Linked DNA regions of Homo sapiens: region 1 is linked to region 2. A link is an interaction called in ENCODE POLR2A ChIA-PET data of the cell type or tissue named here. Cell type or tissue: A673. All regions are shown on one strand. Links, peaks and the distances in the headings refer to the core of each region. The heading gives the core; the rest is flanking DNA. Region 1 overlaps SPRED2 (sprouty related EVH1 domain containing 2). Region 2 overlaps LOC124907779 (a long non-coding RNA gene).

Region 1 (9,308 bases), core at 907-8,906, 140 kb before region 2:
CACTTGTAGGTAAATCTTATATCATTATCTAGAAATAGCAACATTCCTGTGTAGCTCAGAAAAGCCAGAGACAAGCGTGGATCAGCCTTCTAACGACATAAACTCCTAAATGTACAAATGGGATGAATGATCACCCTCTTATCAAACCAGCATGGACTTCTGTGAACCCTGAACATTCTTCCGGGTACATGTTTGCTGACAGCTTGTTGCGTCAACTGCACCTGGATTGTCTTGAGCTATATGTGGCATAGTTGTGGAAACCGTGCGCATTCCCAGTTGGAATTTTTTTTTTTTTTTTTTTTTTTGAGACGGAGTTTTGCTCTTATTGCCCAGGGTGGAGTGCAATGGCACAATCTCGGCTCACTGCAACCTACGCCTCCCAAGTTCAAGTGATTCTCCTGCCTCAGCCTCCGAGTAGCTGGGATTACAGGCATGTGCCACCACACCCAGCTAATTTTATATTTTTAGTAGAGACAGGTTTTCTCCACTTTGGTCAGACTGGTCTCAAACCTTTCAAAAAAAAAAAAAAAAAAAAAAAACAAAACATGATGACCATAGAGAAAGCAAGTGCTGCAGAAGCAGGCTGGCCTGCTCGCCCGCCTCGGCCTCCCAAAGTGCTGGGTTTACAGGCATGAGCCACCGTGCCCAGCCGTTTTTTTCTTTTCTTTTCTTTTCTTTTTTTTTTTGAAATGGAGTTTCACTCTTGTTGCCCAGGCTGGAGTGCAATGGCATGATCTTGGCTCACTGCAACCTTCACCTCCCTGGTTCAAGCGATTCTCCTGCCTCAGCCTCCCAAGTAGCTAGGATTACAGACATGCACCACCACGCCTGGCTAATTTTGTATTTTTGGTAGAGATGGAGTTTCACCATGATGGCCAGGCTGGTCTCGAACCCCTGACCTCAGGTTATCCACCCACCTTGGCCTCCCAACCCAGTTGGATTCTTATTTGCCAAGGTTTCTTCATAACAGGTGACGGCCGGGCGCAGTGGCTTACGCCTGTAATCCCAACACTTTGGGAGGCTGAGGTGGGTGGATCACCAGGTCAGGAGATCGAGACCATCCTGGCTAACACAGTGAAATCCCATCTCTACTAAAAATACAAAACAATTAGCTGGGCGTGGTGTCGGGCGCCTGTAGTTGCAGCTACTGGGGAGGCTGAGGCAGGAGAATGGCGTGAACCCGGGAGGCGGAGCTTGCAGTGAGCCCAGATCGCGCCACTGCACTCCAGCCTGGGCGACAGAGTGAGACTCCATCTCAAAAAAAACAAAAACAAAAAAAAACAGATGATGACCATAGAGAAAGCAAGTGCTGCAGAAGCAGGCTGGCACTTCAGCCCTCTTAGAGCTTTTGGCTTGGGATGAGAGTGATACCTTCTTTGCTGCACATCTGAGAGCAGCTCAGACAGTTAGCTGCATCATCTTCATAGAGTTCAGTGTATAAGAACTACAGCAAGATTACTATCTCTTTCTTGATTTCAATCGAAGAGATGACTTCATTCATTCATTTGTAAAGATTCTTCAGATTGGAGATGTCCAAGCTAGATTTGGCTTTTTTTGTTGTTGTTGTTTTCTTTTAAACACATGTTCCCTGTACCCATCCAGTGGAGGAGATGGGTTGCCTGTTGTTGCCCTGGCCCTGTGGGGCTCTGCTGTTTGACTGGGCCTCTTGAATTCCATTAAATGAAGCACAGACAGCATGTGTCATAAAGGCTGCTTGGGAGGGGTGAAGAGCAAAATTAGTGTCTGTGGGTGGGCATGTGTTCTCATCACGTCGCCAGAGAACTGCAATGTGCAAAATCTGGCTGGAACCTGTTCCAAAGAAAAATAAAACAGCCCCTTTTTCCCTGCTTTGAGTAATATTAAAAAACATCGCTTAACCCCCATGTAGAAGAAATGGAACTGTCAGGAAATTCTTGTGATTATGTGTGTGTGTTTAATAATCTGTGTGTTTAATCTTTACAACTGAGGTTAGAATACAAGAGATGAAAAGGGACTAATCATGAAAAATATTTTGGTGTATTCTGTTGCTGGTGTTGTAGACATTGTAAGTGTTCTTTCTATTAAAGTAGAACTGCCTAAGGATTAGAGGAATTTGTCAGAGCTAACAATTCAGGGAAAATCTATTTTGTTTAACTTTCTTCTGTTCTTCTTTGAAATGATTTTGTAAGAAAAGCCATTTTTGTCTCAGTAAAACCAGTACCAAAGGAAATGTTTGTGTTTTTCTTATATATGATTCACCTGGTACCCCAAGGAACAAAGCAAAGCCAACATTTACACTTACATTTGAAGCATAAGATCTTCCTTTTATAGTTTTCTTGAGAAGGTCTTGCATATTTATTAATTGCTCCTCATAGTATAGAAGAATGCTTTTTAAGGGAGGGTTGTGATGTATGTAGTTTGCATAATGGGGACATATGTTACTTTTGTAATTAGGGGAAAGTTAACTTTTTAAATAGTGTTAATGTTTACTCCTTTTTTCTTTTAAAAGAATTTTTTAATAAAAATAGAGATGAGGTCCCACATTGTTGCACAGGCTGGTCTCAAACTCCTGGGCTTAAGCAATCCTCCTGCTTTGGCCTCCCAAAGTGAATGTTTACTTCTTAAGGACTGCAGAAATGCTCCTAAGCTAAACCCAACATTTCTAAATTTGGGGTTCTTTACCTATTTCAAGTAGCCTCTCTTTGTTTCACAGTTTATCTTTTTTTATTGTGGTAAAAAACACATAACATAGCGTATATCATCTTAACCATTTGTAAGTGAACAGTACAGTAGTGTTAACTATATCCAAGTTTGTATAATAGATCTCTAGAACGTTTTCATCATCCAAAACTGAAACTCTTTCCCAATTAAACAACTCACTCCCCTCCCCAGCCCCCCGCCTCTGGCAACCACTGTTCTCCTTTTTGTTTCTAGGACTTTGACTAGTCACATTTAGATAGCTGGTGTAAGCGGAACAAATCATGCAGTATTTCTTTTTGTGACTGACGTTTCACTTAGCACAATATCCTCAAGATTCATCCATGTTATAGCATATGACAATGTTTCCTTCTTTGTTAAGGCGGAATAATTCCATTGTATGTATGGACCACAGGTGTTAAGGTTAATTCGCTATATGCGAACACACAAGAAAAAGTTAACACAAGAGCTTCCATATATGCCAGCAACTCACTGCTGGGTGTGCGGCAGTTTTCAGGGGATGGCATATCCAGGATGCTTTCAGTGACTGTGACTTTCCTGGAGAATGAAACTGTGTGAAGTTAGTCCTGAGAAGTGGCTGAAGCACACCAGTGAGTGAAATGAGCAGAGAGTTGTTCCTTTTGACCAACATTAAGTCGAGGGCCCTTCCACCTGTCAGTAAAGCTCTCTGGTGGAAGAAGTTGGCAGTAGCCACTTGGTTGTCCTGTCTTGAGCAGTGGTCTTTTGGTCTTTGTTTTTTTTTTTTTTGTTTTTTTTTTGTTTTTTTTTGTTTTTTTTTTTTTTGAGATGGAGTCTCGCTCTGTCGCCCAGGTTGGAGTGCAGTGACGCGACCTTGGCTCACTGCAACCTCCGCCTCCGGGGTTCTAGCGATTCTCCTGCCCCAGGCTCCCGAGTAGCTGGGACTACAGGCACACAGAACCACACCAGGCTGAGTTTTGTACTTTTAGTAGAGACGGAGTTTCACCATGTTTGCCAGGCTGGTCTTAAACTCCTGACCTCAGGTAATCCACCCTCCTTGGCCTCCCAAAGTGCTGGGATTACAGGCATGAGCCACCGCACCTGGCCCAATTTTTTGCATTTTTGGTAGAGACGGGGCTTCACCGTGTTAGGCAGGATGGTCTGGATCTCCTGACCTCATGATCCACCCGCCTCAGCCTCCCACAGTGCTGGGATTACAAGCGTGAGTCACTGCGCCCAGCCAGCAGTGGTCTTTAACCACCACAGACTGCATGACTTAAAGCTTGGTTGGGCTCCCTGCTGCAAACATGTTGGTGATGGCCAGGAAAGCCCAACTTCAGCAGCTTAGCCACGCAGGGTTTCAGTTATCTGTGAAAATCATGAGTCTTGAAAAAAAATGCCTTCTAGTGCCTCCACAAGCTAGTTGGCTTTGGGAGGTGGAGATAGCTCTAGTATTTCCTGGAGTTCTTTCTGAATCAAGTACTTCAAACTACACTACTCCCTTATAAATGAAAAAATATTTTAAGACTAACGTGTTAAAACTGAGGAAGCTTGGTAGCTAGTTGGCCTTTACATTATCCTTGCTGCCTAGTTCTTTTATGTCAGGAAAGTAACATGGGAAATATGTGTACTGAGTGGATGGCTCTGTCTTGTTATAACTCGGAAGGAAATTGCGCTTGTAGGACAAATCCTGTCCCTCTGTGTAGTCAACTAGTCAAGAATCCATTGCATCATGACTATATCCTATGAGCCTGACACTTGACTTAATTGCTCACCAACAGTCATTGTGACCCTAAAAGGAAAGAATTTCCCCAGTAACACTTAAGTTGGGATTTGTAAAATAACATCAGTACGGATCCTTTTAGAGCCATTCAAGATTCAGTGGTGCCACATTCTGAGGATCCCCAAAATGAAGCCTAAATCAGAAGTTTAAGAAGAATTCCTCCTCCTTACCTTTTCTCCCTCACCCCACCCCCAGATAGGAAAGCCCTTGGCCAAAACCCAGCAAGAGCTGAGAGGAACTGGCCTTTCTGGCAGTGGGGAAAGAGGCTTCTTGTCAAGGAGACTGTCAGTAAGCAGTTGAAACATTTGGGAATATTTTTCCACGTTGATTGGGCTTTCGTGGGCTGGATTGGGAACCCAGTTGCCCACCATTTTATGTTTTTTCTGTAGGGAAGATACATTCCAATTTCAAACAACTGACTTACGTTTGGACCAGAAATTATTTGTCACATTGAAGCAACTTAAACCTAAGTTGCAACTTGATGTGCACTGAGCTGCTTTAGCAGAGGTCTATAAGAAATGTCTTTCCCTATTTTTAAGCTAAATAATTGCTTTGTTACCTTTTCCTAACATTTTCTCCTTTTCACTCTGAATGTAGTAAAGATTGGGGCTGGGGAGTTCATGTTGAGTCAACTGATAAGGCAGATAGAATCAACTGTTTGGGAGAAAAAGGGTAGATCTCTCTTCTCTTCTTGGCCTGCATTTGTTCCATAAATATGTCATGGGGTTTTTCTTCCATGTGGCTAAAGAGAATCTCACATTTGTGGATGCGTAAACCCAGCTAGATGACCAGGTTGTACCTTTTATTTTCCCCCAGAGGATCTTATTAAACTTATTAAAACTCAATTTTCATCATTTTCTTGCTTTTTCAAAATACTTGGATAAACCAGTTTCACTCCTGGAAACTTCATAATTGTGTCATAACACTGGCACTGAGAGAACATATCTGTTAGTCTGTCATGGTTTCAGGTCTTTGTGGTTTCAAGTTTTTTCTCTACTCAAAGTATACTCTCAGTTGCATTTTACTGCTGAAAGTTTTCTGATCTGCTTTTGTAGGGTATTTTAGTGGCTTAAGTTTGCTAAGCCCTCTGCCACAACTACAGGACTTTAAGGCCATTTTTTTAAAACACAAAGCATGAAAAGGGATCAAAGTTGAAAGGGTCTCAAAAGTCATTTGTGGTCTCTACCCCTCATTTTACACATAAGGAAACTGAAGCTCAGTAATAAGAGTTTGGGGTGCCTCACCCGGTTGTGAGAAGATGTGTAATGGAGGTTAGGTCAGGTTAGGTCACCTGTCCTGACTTACGGCACTCATTACAACAGATCCAAAAAGGAATTACCTCTATTGGTGTGAAACTTCAGCAGGATGAGTAGGATCACCCTCTAGCTCTGTGATTTTTTCATGTAGCTGTGTTGCCAGTGTTACCTCTTCATTTCTCCTTAGAATTCCTTTCACAATCAGTTGCCTATCCAGTAAATTTCAAGGGACCAAGATAAGGAATAACTTATCCTCCAGAGCACCTAACTTGAATATGCGCACTTCTGCCACCACACGAGGTCCTTTCAAAAGTGTGATCGGGGGTTGTCACAGAGACTGATCTTAGTCCTTTATCTGTCCCTAATGTCAGTGACCTTGAACAAGTCCCTTCTGCAGTCTGGATTTTAATTTTTCCACGTGAGAGAGGAGTCTAGCATAGACGGTTTCCACAGTTCTTTGTATGAATAGCTTAAGAGGTGGAACTAATGTGAAGACCTGAACTCTGCCTTCGGGCTGACCTCTATACCACTCTCCAGGAGGGAAGTGAAGCCGTCCAGCATGCTTCAGGGAGAACAGGTGCCTTGACTGTGTGTTGTTTGTTTATCTGTGTGTTTAGCTCTCCATCTCTAATGAGGGAGGTGGCAGAATCCTAGAAAAAAAGGAACTAAATGCATTAGTAATTCTTGCCATCTGAGAGGGCATCCATTTCTAGTGGACCTGTGGGAATATAAACAGGCTCTTAAAAATCCTGTCAGCTTATTGCTAGCATGATCTGCTGATTTTCCTCCCTCCTCTATAGGTTAAATTATCACCTTCTTTTGTTTGAGAGCAGGTTTTTTGTTTTGTTTTGTGTTTTGAGACAGAGACTCATTCTGTTGCCCAGGCTGGAGTGCAGTAGCGTGATCTTAGCTCACTTCTAACTCCGCTTCTCGGGTTCAAGCGATTCTCCTGCCTCAGCCTCCCAAGTAGCTGGGATTACAGGTGCCCGCCATCACACCCAGCTAATTTTTGTATTTTTTTAGTAGAGACGGGGTTTCACCATGTTGGCCAGGTTGGTCTGGAACTCCTGACCTCAGGTGATCTGCCCACTTCAACCTCCCAAAATGCTGGGATAACAGGCATGAACCACCGCGCCCGGCCAGAGAACAGGTCTTATTAAGGGCTGGCTTGTAAAGGATTTTGTAGGTTTAGAATTTGGTATTAACATAGTTTGGTAGAGTCATTTCCTGACCTTCTTATTAGGTTTTCTTTGGGGTAGAGGGCAGGTGGTAGATAGCAGGTACACACACACAAAAAAAAAAAAAAAAAAAAAAGAGGGAACTGGGGAACTGCACTCTAAATAGCAGAAAGAAAAGTAATCAGATTCTGTTTAGTACCATTATCAGCATCTTGTAGATTTAGTGTTGATTTCCATTTAGAAATCAACCATAACACTACAAATCTCTCACTCTCCCAATATTTATGATTTTCAGGTGTTCAGAAAAGTTGAAAGAAGTGTATGCTCAACATCCATATGCCTACCACCTCAAGTCTGCAATTAGCATTTTGCTATTATTGTTTTATCATACACATATCTATCCATCTATCTCCATCCATGATTCCATGTTTTTTTAAATGCATTTCAAAGTAGGTTGCAAATATCATGGCATTTCTTCCTAGACATTTCAACGGGTGGGTTATTACATACTCCCTTCCTTTGTTTTCTCCAATAATGTGAAAGAAAGCAAAAATATTCTGAGAAAGTCAGGCATAGGAGTTCAAGGGCTGCAATTTAAAGCCCTAAATTGGAGATTATTAACTTTAAACAACTCCTCTTTGCCATTTGTTTTTTGAAGTACCAATTTTTCTATTACATGTACACTTTAATGTGGTGAGAGTTAATTTTGTTTAGTAATCTGACATTTCCATTAGCTGGCCTTTGGGGTTTAAATGTGGATCACAAATACCATTTTTGGAAGGGTGTGTAAAACAGAGGGAAAGTCAGAAAATTACTGCTTCTGGAATAAAAAGTAGAAGAAACGTTTCTTCGGGATGGGTTATTTTGTTTGCTTTAAGATGGTAATCTTTTGATCTTGATTAATTATGAACTCCAGAAGTTCAGGCTCAACTCAGTAAAGCAGACAGACAATAAAAGCAAAATCATAAACCTAGATTCAGACTTTGGCCTCTCAACTCCCAGTACTCCCTCACTGCAACCTCTGCCCCCTAGGTTCAAGCGATTCTTGAACCTCAGCCTCCTGAGTAGCTGGGTTTACAGGTGTCCACCACCATGCCCGGCTACTTTTTTGTATTTTTGATGGAGACGAGCTTTCTCCATGTTAGCCAGGCTAGTCTCAAACTCCTGACCTTGGGTGATCCACCTGCCTCGTCCCCCCAAAGTGCTAGGATTACAAACATGAGCAACCACACTTGGCCATAAATTTTATTTTTTAAAGTAGTTTACTCATGTCAGAGCCATTCGTGTTTTCGTGGTTTTTGAAAAAAACTCAGAACTACCTCTGACACATGCCTTGAATGTCAACAATCTTTCACAGTAAAATCTTCCCATAATTTCCTAAATTAATTGTAGAGCCTTCTTTAAGGTGATTTATCTGCTGCACAGATACGTGACTGATACAGAGGCCCCTAACTGGTTGACTAGGAAACCCACCAAGGATTTAAGAGGCATATGCCCAGGAGTCTCCAGTTCCCTGGTCCCCCAGGATGAGAAAATTAGGATTTCTGCTATTAGTAAGGATTAGAGCAAAGAGTTTTCAAACTTCAAGAAAAAGTTGTTCCATTCTTCGCTGATTATAATCTAATTACTAAACTACCATGCCTGTCCTGCCAGTCCCCCCAGGCCTGACCTCAGCCCTCTGCTGGGCTTTCCTTCTCCTGGGCCAGGTGCATTACTCACCTCAAGAGGTACTTGCACAAGAAGAACATATTGACAAGAGAAAATTGCCCAGGAGCCATTTTTTAAAAATCTGTCTTAGACATTACTTCTAAAATTGGCTGCCTGTGTGCTGAAGCTAAGATTTACTTCAGCGAACACTTCGTTGCCCATGTTTAAAACTGCCCCATGTTAGGGTTTTAGGTTGAACAACCTTAACCTTTATTGTGTCCCAATTACACGTGGTCTGTCATCTTGTATATATTTAGTATTCTTGTGGTTTATAAATTTGAGTACTGAATTAAAATGCTGAAAAGATTTAAAAAAAAAAACCAACAAATATAGTGGTATCCTTAAGACATTTTTGATAGATTAAATAAGTATTGATAAAATCAAAAAGTTTCTATTAAGATTTTTTTTTTTTTCATGAGAGCACTGTAGATAGAATCTAGCCAAATCACTCTTTTCCTGTGCAGGATTTATACGTGTTCAAGCTACAGGAGATAAACACTTAGAGGTGAAATTTAAAATTGCGTTTAAACACAGTACAATGCAGTGAGTCTAATGTAACTTTGTCAACCTTGCTGAAATGGAAACCAGAAAACCAGCATTTTATGAGGTAACTTCCAGTGTGCCTGGGCATTGCTAATGCCGTGGGTATCACCACCTTCTATTTACAGTCCATATAGATTTGCCGCTAAAATTGGGGCTTTCTCTGAGAAGATGATGGGGGCACTAGAA
Region 2 (9,308 bases), core at 801-8,800:
TCTTTTGATATTAAGTTAAGCAAAGTTTGCTTAGATATGACGCTAAAATCGTGATCTATAAAAGAAAAAATTGATAGTTGACATAATAGAAATTTAAAGCTTTTAGTTCATGTATTGAAACAAAAAATCTAGACTGGGACAATGGCTCACATCTGTAATCCCAGCACTTTGGGAGACCAAGGTGGGTGGATCGCTTGAGCTCAGGAGTTCAAGACCAGCCTAGGCCAGATGGTGAAACCCCATCTCTACAAAAAATACAAAAATTAGCTGTGCATATAGTCCCAGCTACTTGGGAGGCAGAGGTGGGAAGATGGTTTGAGCCCAGGAGGCAGAATTTGCAGTGAGCTGAGATTGCGCTACTACGCTACAGCCTGGGTGACAGCCAGACCCTATCTAAAAAAAAAAAAAAAAAAAAAAGAAGAAGAAAACAAAAACAAAAAATCTTGGTCTGTCTTAGGCAACAAGCAATTAAAAAAAAAGTAGAAAATAAAGCAAAAGGGCCGGGCGCAGTGGCTCACGCCTGTAATTCCAGCACTTTGGGAGACTGAGGCGAGTGGATCACCTGAGGTCAGGAGTTTGAGACCAGCCTCGCCAACATGGTGAAACCCCATCTCTACTAAATACAAAAATTAGCTGGGCGTGGTGGCGGGCACCTGCAATCCCAGCTACTTGGGAGGCTGAGGCAGGAGAATTGCTTAAATCCAGGAGGCAAAGGTTGCAGTGAGCCAAAATCATGCCACTGCACTCCAGCCTGGGCAACAGAGCATAACTCCATCTCAAAAAAAAAAAAAAAAAAGAAAAAGAAAAAGAAAAGCCATGAACTAGAAGAAAATATTTGAATAGATATTTTACCAAAGAAGATTTATGAATGGCAAATAAGTACATAAAAAGATATTCATCATCATTAATCATTAGAGAAATGCACATTGAAAGCATAATAAGATAACACTTAATACCCACTAGAATGGCTATAATCAGAAAAATAGAAAACAAGTTTTGGCGGGGCTAGGTGGCTCACACCTGTAATCCCAACACTTTGGGAAGCCAAGGCGAGTGGCTCACTTCAGGTCAGGAGTTTGAGACCAGCCTGACCCAACATGGTGAAACCCCGTCTCTACTAAAAAATACAAAAATTAGCCGGGCGTGGTGGCAGGTGCCTGTAATCCCTGCTACTTGGGAGGCTCAGGCAGGAGAATCGCTTAAACCTGGGAGGCAGAGATTGCAGTGAGCGGAGATCGTGCCACTGCACTCCAGCCTGGGTGACAGCGAGACTCCGTCTCAAAAACAAACAAAACAAAATAAAACAAAAAAAAATGGAAAACAAGTTTGGCAAGAATGTGGAGAAACAAACACTCCTACATTCCTGGTGAGAATGTAAAATGGTACAGGCACTTTGGAAAGCAGTTTGACAGTTTTTTAAAAAATTAAGCATAAATTGCCATATAACCCAGCAATTTCACGCCTAGGTATATACCTAAAAGAAATGAAAACATATGTCCATGGACTCATACCTACATGTCCATTGCAGAATTACTCATAATAGGCAAAAAGTGGAAACTATTCAAATGTCTTATCAGTTTGTGAATGAGTAAACAATATGTAGTACAGCCATACAATAGAATATTTGGTGATAAAAATAAACCAATACATGCTGTAACATGGATGAAAGTAAAAAAACACTATAGCAGATAAAAAGACTGTGATTTCATAGGAAAATCACAAATATAGAAAAAGCAAGATTATAGATACAGAAAGCAGGTTAGTGATTGCTGGGGCTGAAACTGGAAGCCAGGTTTGGCTGCAGATGGGCATGGGACAACTTTACGGATTGATGGAATACTAAAACTAGATTTTGGTAATGGTTACACAACCATAAAAATTTACTAAAAATAAACTGCACACTTGTAATAGGTAAATTTTGAGATGTGTAAATTTCATGTTGTAACTCCAATAAGGCTTTAAAAAATTTAAGTTACCTGCCCAAATGTACCTATCATGTAGCAGAAGCAGGATTAGACACAGGTGTGCCTGTCCTCAAAGCCTGAGCTCTGTTTACCCAGAGTTTTGGAAACTCCAGATCTATCATGAAAACCTAAGTCATTCTTAACCCGAGTCATCCTACTCAGGAATGACTTTTTTATTATAATTTTATTGTTTTTTATTTTATTGTATTTAAAAGAAATAGAGATTGTGGCTGGGCACGGTGGCTCATGCCTGCAATGCCAGCACTTGGGGAGGCCAAGGCAGGTGGATCAGTGGAGGCCAGAAATTCAATACCAGTCTAGCCAACATGGTGAAACCCCATCTCTATTAAAAATACAAAAATTAGCTGATTGGCCTGGGAGGCAGAGGTTGTAGTGAGCTGAAATCACCCCACAGCACTCCAGCCTGGGTGACAGAGTGAGACCCTGTCTCAAAAAAAAAAAAAAAAAAAGGAAAGAAAAAGAAAGAGGGAGAGCAAGAAAGAAAGAGAGAGAGAGAAAGAAAGAAAAGAAAAAAAAAGGAAAGAGGGAGGGGGAGAGAGAGAGAAAGAGAGAGGGAGAGAGAGAGAGAGATTGGGTCTCGCTATGTTAACCAGGTTGGTCCCCAACTCCTGGCCTCAAGTGATCCTCATCTCATTGGGATCCTCCCTCCCAATCCCAACGTGTTAGGATTACAGGTGTAAGCCACTGCACCTGGCCTAGGAAGGACTTTTTGGGAGGGATTCTATCATCTCACTTGGATCTGGGAATACAGGTATGAGCCACCATGCCCAGCCTGAGAACAATACAATTATTCTTTTCTAGCTATTTTGAAATATATGATAAAATATTGTCAACTATAATTTCCCTATTGTATTTTCAAATACTAGAACTTCTATCTAACTGTATTTTTTTGACAATTAACTAATTTCTCTTTGTCTTCGCCCTCCCCAGTTTCCCTTCCCAGACTCTGATAACGACCATTCTATTCTCTATCTCCATGGTATCTACTATTTTACCTCCCATATGTAAGTGAGAATATGTAATATTTGTCTTTCTGTCCCTGGATCATTTCACTTAGCATAATGTCCTCCAGCTCCATCTATGTTGTTGCACATGACAGGATCTCATTCTTCTTTATGGCTGAATAGTACTCGATTGTGTATGTGTACTGCATTTTCTTTATCCATTCATCCATTGATGGACACTTAGGTTGATTCCCTATCTTGGCTATTGTGAATAGTGCCGCAGTAAACATGAGAGTGCAGATATCTCTCCAATATACTGATTCCTTTCTAGGGATGTATACCTCGCAGTGGGGATTGCTGGATCATATGGTAGTTCTACTGATAAACACACTTAAAACAATTTCAATACCTGCCAGGTGCGATGGCTCATGCCTGTAATCCCAGCACTTTGGGAGGCCAAGGCAGGTGGGTCACCTGAGGTCAGGAGTACGAGACCAGCCTGGTCAACATGGTGAAACTCTATCTCTGCTAAAAATACAAAAATTAGCTTGGTGTGGTGGCACGTGCCTGTAATCCTAGCTACTCCAGAGGCTGAGGCAGGAGAATCGCTTGAACCAGGAGACAGATGTTGTAGTGAGCTGAGATGGTGCCACTGCACTCCAGTCTGGGTGACAGAGTGAGACTCTGTCTCCAAAAAAAAAAGAGATAATAAAACAATTACAATGCCTTTATTATAACTAACAAAATTTACAGTAATTTCTTATTGGCTAATAGCCCATATCCAGTTTTTCCTAATTGTCTCAAAAATGTTCTAAACAATGTCCAAAAATTACATTTGTTTGATATGTCTATTTTATTTTATCTTATTTTATTTTATTTTTGAGATAGAGTCTTGCTCTGTCACCCAGGCTGGAGTGCAGTGGCGCTATCTCGGCTCACTACAATCTCCACCTCGCAGGTTCAAGCAATTCTGCTGCGTCAGCCTCCTCAATAGCTGAGAGTACAGGCGCATGCCACCACACTCAGCTAATTTCTGTAGTTTTAGTAGAAATGGGTTTTCACCACATTGGCCAGGCTCTTGACCTCAGGTGATCCACCCGCCTTGGCCTCCCAAAGTGCTGGGATTATAGGCATGAGCCACTGCTCCCAGCCGATATGTCTATTTTAGTTTACAAAATGGTGCGGCCACTTTGGAAAGCAGTCTTGCAGTTCCCCAAAAGGTTTAATATAGAGTTACCATATGACTCAGTAATTTTACTCCTAGGTATACACCCAAGATAAATGAAAAAAGTTTTTTTTAAATCATATTCTAAACAAGATTCACAAATTGCATTTGCTTGATATTTGTATTTTAGTTTATAACACTTTCTTCTCTCTCTCTCTGTCTCTTCCTGAGACAGGGTCTCTCTCTGTTGCTTAGGCAGGAGTGCAGTGGCATGATCATAACTCACTGTAACGTTGAACTAGACTCAAGCAATCCTCCCGCCTCAGCCTCCTGAATACTAGGACTACCGGCATGTACCACCATACCCAGCTAATCTTTAAAAATTATTTTGGAGAGATGGTGTCTTGCTGTGTTGCCCAGGCTGGTCTTAACTCCTGGCCTCAAGTGATCTCCCCACTCAGCCTCCCAAAATGTTGGGATTACAAGCATGAGCCACCACACCTAGCCCCTCTCTTTTTTTATGCCTTTTTTTTTGTCTGAAGCCTGGGTCATTTGGCCTGTAGGATTTCTCATGTTCTGGATTTGGCTGACTGTTCCCATAGTGTATTGTTCTTGTTCCTCTAACCTCCATATTTTTTATAAACTAGTAGTTAGATCTAGAAACTTGATTAGGTTTAGGTTCAGTTATTTTGGCAAGATTATTCATAGGCAGCAGCATGTACTTCTCATTGCATCACATTTGGAGGAATGTGATGTCTGGGTGTCCCACATTTAGTGATGTTAAAATTATTCAGTGGGTTCTGGTGTTATCACATGATCTATCACAGAGTTCCCACTGAACCTGTCACCTAATAGTTTTAGCAGCCATTAATAATTGCTGCCTTATTGGACCAGGTAACATGACTAAGTGCAGTTTGCCTAACTCATAACTTTTTATTTCCAAAAACTTATAGGTTTTGACCTTATTAGCCATTCCAGTTGCTTTCAAATAGAAGAATTATAGTTTTGAAGCTAGTTGATGATTTTTTAAAATAAAAAAAACTCTTAGGCACTTCTTGTGTACAATATAAACTATAATTTTAGTAGACATTTTAGTTGTGATATTCGTTATTCTTTTTCTTATTTTTTTTTTTTTTTTTTTTTTTGAGATGGAGTCTTGCCCTGTTACCCAGGCTGGAGCGCAGTGGCATCATCTCGGCTCACTGCAATCTCCATCTCCTGGGTTCAAGCGATTCTCCTGCCTCAGCCTCCTGAGTAGCTAGGATTACAGGCATGTGCTACCATGCCCAGCTAATTTTTTGTATTTTTAGTAAAGATGGGTTTCACCATGTTAGCTAGGCTGGTCTCGATCTCCTGACCTCGTGATCCACCCACCTCAGTCTCCCAAAGTGCTGGGATTACAGGCATGAGCCACTACGCCCAGCCTTGTTTGTTTTTTTGTTTGTTTGTTAATGAAAGTCTCGCTCTGTCAGCCAGGCTGGAGTGAGCAGCCTGATCTCAGCTGACTACAACCTCCACCTACCAGGCTCAAGCAGTTTTCCTGCCTCAGCCTTCCAAGTAGCTGGGACTACAGGTGTGTGCCACCACATACAGCTAATTTTTGTATTTGTAGTAGAGATGGGGTTTCACCATGTTGGCCAGGCTGGTCTCAAACTCCTGGTCTCAAGGGATCCTCCTACCTCAGCTTCCCAAAGTGCTAGGATTATAGGTGTGAGCCCTGCGCCTGGCCCCTCATTCTTTTATCTCTCTCTCACCTCACATCATCTACAGAAACTAACTCAAAATGGATCAAAGACCTAAATATAAGAGCTAAAATCATAAACATAGAAGGGATAGGTATAAATGTTTATGACTTCAGATTAGGCAATAGATTTTTAGATATAACATCAAGGGTACAACAACAAAAGAAAAAATAGATAAATTGGACTTCATCAAAATTTAAAATGTGTGCACTACAAATGACTCCATCAAGACAGTGAAAAGACAACTCACAGAAAGATAGAAAATATCAGCAAATCATATATCCTATAAGGGACGTGTATGTAGAATATACAAAGAACTTTTACAACTCAGTGAACAAAACAACCAAAAAACAAAACAAAATAGCCAGGCACAGTGGCTGGCATCTATAATCCCAGCTACTCGGGAGGCTAAGTTGGGAGCATCACTTGAGCCCAGGAGTTTGAGGCTGCAATGAGCCATTATCACACCACTGCTGTACTCCAGTCTGGGTGACAGAGTGACATCCCAACTCTAAAAATAAAAAAAAAAAACAAAGAACCAAAATTTTAAAATGGGCCAAACCATTTGAGCAGACATTTGGCCAAAGAAGATATAAAAATGGCCGATAAGTACACGAATCATTAGCCATCAGGTAAATGCAAATCAAAATAGCAAGATTACATTTCATACCCACTAGGTTGGCTATCATCAAAAGGACAGTAAATGTTTTTTGTGTTTTTTTTTTTTTTTTTTTTTTTTTTGAGACGGAGTCTCACTCTGTCGCCCAGGCTGGAGTGCAGTGGCGCGATGTCGGCTCACTGCAAGCTCCGCCTCCCGGATTCACGCCATCCTCCTGCCTCAGCCTCCCGAGTAGCTGGGACTACAGGCGCCCGCCACCACGCCTGGCTAATTTCTTTTTTTGTATTTTTGGTAGAGACGGAGTTTCACCATGTTAGCCAGTATGGTCTCGATCTCCTGGCCTCGTGATCCGCCCGCCTCGGCCTCCCAAAGTGCTGGGATTACAGGCGTGAGCCACCGCGCCCAGCCAAAGGACAGTAAATGTTAATGAGGGTGTGGAGAAACTGGAACCCTCATGCATTGCTGGTGGAAATGCAAAATGGTGCAGCCACTTTGGAAAGCAGTCTGGCAGTTCCCCGAAAGGTTTAACATAGATTTACCATATGACTCAATAATTTTACTCCTAGGTATATACCCAAGGGAAATGAAAACATGTGTCCATACGAAAACTTGCACACAAAGATTCATAGCAACATTAATCATAATACCCAAAAAGTGGAAACAACCCAAATGTCCATTACCTGGTGCGGGGATAAAATGTGGTGCTCATATATCCATATAATAGACTATCTTTGGCCATAAAAGGGAATGAAATACTGATACATGCCACAGCATGGATGAACCTCCAAAACAACATGTGCTGAGGGAAAGAAGCTGGTTGCAAGAGGCCACATATTGTATGATTCAATTTTATATTAAGTTTCCAGAATAGGCAAATCTATAAAGACAGAAAATAGACTAGTGGTTGCTTGAACTGGGTGGGAGGTGGGGGAGCAGGTGGCAGAGAAATGGGGAGTGACTGCTAACAGGTATGAAATTTCATTTTGTGATAATGAAAATGTTCTAAAATTGATTGTGGTGATGGTTGCACAAATTTACCATTGAATTATACACTTCAAATGAGTGAATTATATGATATGTTGATTGTATCTCAATAAAGCTATTAATGTTATTTCAGGAAAAGAAATTTGGGGATGAAAGTTAAAGCACTTCATTCAGGGATACGCTGCTCCGCTGTTAGGACTAGAACTTGATTGATTGATTTTGTCAGTACTTTTTCCAATCCAAAAGTTATCTTTCATATCAAATACTCTGATTTTGTGACTGAACTAACTCCAAATCCTAAATGCTGAGTCTTGCTTCACCAAATAAAGCTGAGATTTTTAGAGAGAAAAAAATATTCTCTTTAAGCCAGTTGAAGTGATGATCCAACTCTGACAAGGACAGTCACAGAGGCCTTTTTAGTGGTGGCACAATATAGAGGCTAAGAGCTAAGAATCCAGCATCATATCGAAGACTTGAATTTAAAACCTGGACCCCCTACTTCTTAGCTCTCTCCTTGAGGAAATTGCTTAATCTCTTACATGGATTGTCTCATTTGATACTCCCATTGGTCCTGAAATGCAGATATTACTATTCCCCTCCGGTTTTTTTGTTTGTTCGTTTGTGTTTTTTTATTTATTTTTTTAAACAAATGAGAAAACTAAAGCTCAGCAAATTTAAGTAACTGGTCAAGTTCACACTTCCATAAACAGTAAAACTGCTGTTCATAGCTTTGTCTACTTACCTCCAAAACTATGCATCCTAATCAATTATAAACCATAATCATCCCAATTTATCAATTTAGAATGGAAGACATTCCATTTATTTATTTATTTATTTATTTATTTCAGACAGTCTGGCTCTGTCACCCAGGCTGGAGTGCAGTGGTGAAATCTCGGCTCACTGCAACCTCTGCCTCCTAGGCTGAGACAATCCTTCCACTTCAGCCAGTAGCTGGGACTACAGGCAGGCACCACCAAGGCCCAGCTAATTTTTGTTTGTTTTTTTGTTTTGTTTTTTGTTGTTGTAGATACAGGGTTTCACCATGTTGGCCAGGCTGGTCTTGAACTCCTAAGTTCAAGCAATCCTCCGTCCTCGGCCTCCCAAAGTGCTGGGATTACAGATGTGAGCCACCACGCCTGGCCCATACCTTTTATTAACCAACAGATGTGAGCCATCTCTTCAGAAGCCTCATTTTCTGGTTTTAAAACGCTTGAAAGTTGAATTCGTAATCAGAAAATTGATAGGCAAGTGTGGTATCTGAACAGAGAGGCTGGAACTATTCCATGCAGATAGAGAGAGAATCTCCCTCCCTTCCTAACACCAGTAGGGTTCTGACCCAACCAGATGTTATTAGTCAACAAATATGTACAGAACACCCACGGTATGCCAGGCTCCATTCTAGGACCTGGGCATGGTTTTTGCCTTTATGAAGCTTACATTCTTGTTGGGAGAGACATATTGAACAAGCAAACTTAAAAAATGTGATAAATTCAGATAATGAGAAGTGCTATAAGGAAAAATAATTAAAAGTGACTTAGAATGGGGAACACCGCTCTAAGGAGGTAGCACACAACCTGAACCTTTTATCATTGTTAGATTCAGCTGTGAGCGACAGAAGACCCTGGTAACAGTGTCTTAGAACATCGATGTTTATTTCTCTGCCACCTAAATGAAGTTGGTAGGTAAACATTCTAGGGCCGAATGACACTCCACAGCAACAGGGATCTGGCCTCCTGTCCTTATGGCTTTGCCATCTTCATCATACAGCTTCTGCTTCATAGTATATAATGGTTGTTTTTGCTACCCTTATCATTTTTACATCTCAGCCAGTAAGAAAGAGGAAGGGGTGGGGTTTGGGACATGGAGATG

Evidence for each region. ChIA-PET counts read pairs that join two places held together with the same protein. Peaks named below come from ENCODE experiments on the same cell type or tissue, not always from the same donor. Only the 100,000 strongest peaks of a DNase experiment are listed, where the experiment ranks them.
Region 1: POLR2A ChIA-PET joins it to region 2 with 13 read pairs; 10 of 35 experiments call an interaction of 5 or more read pairs at or near these places.

Annotation. Positions count from the first base shown.
Region 1 is chr2:65,354,237-65,363,544 of GRCh38, reverse strand. The region is part of intron 1 of SPRED2 (sprouty related EVH1 domain containing 2); the gene reads left to right. Among named protein-coding and RNA genes, the nearest start is that of SPRED2, 74 kb to the left of the region's middle. RefSeq lists enhancers at 5,336-5,485, 5,518-6,019. In A673, for the core only: no CTCF peak of the experiment used is centred there; DNase peaks (open chromatin) are centred at 1,704 and 3,954; H3K27ac peaks cover 1,145 bases.
Region 2 is chr2:65,216,148-65,225,455 of GRCh38, reverse strand. All of the region lies in intron 1 of LOC124907779 (a long non-coding RNA gene), which reads left to right. Among named protein-coding and RNA genes, the nearest start is that of ACTR2, 7.0 kb to the left of the region's middle. In A673, for the core only: no CTCF peak of the experiment used is centred there; no DNase peak of the experiment used is centred there.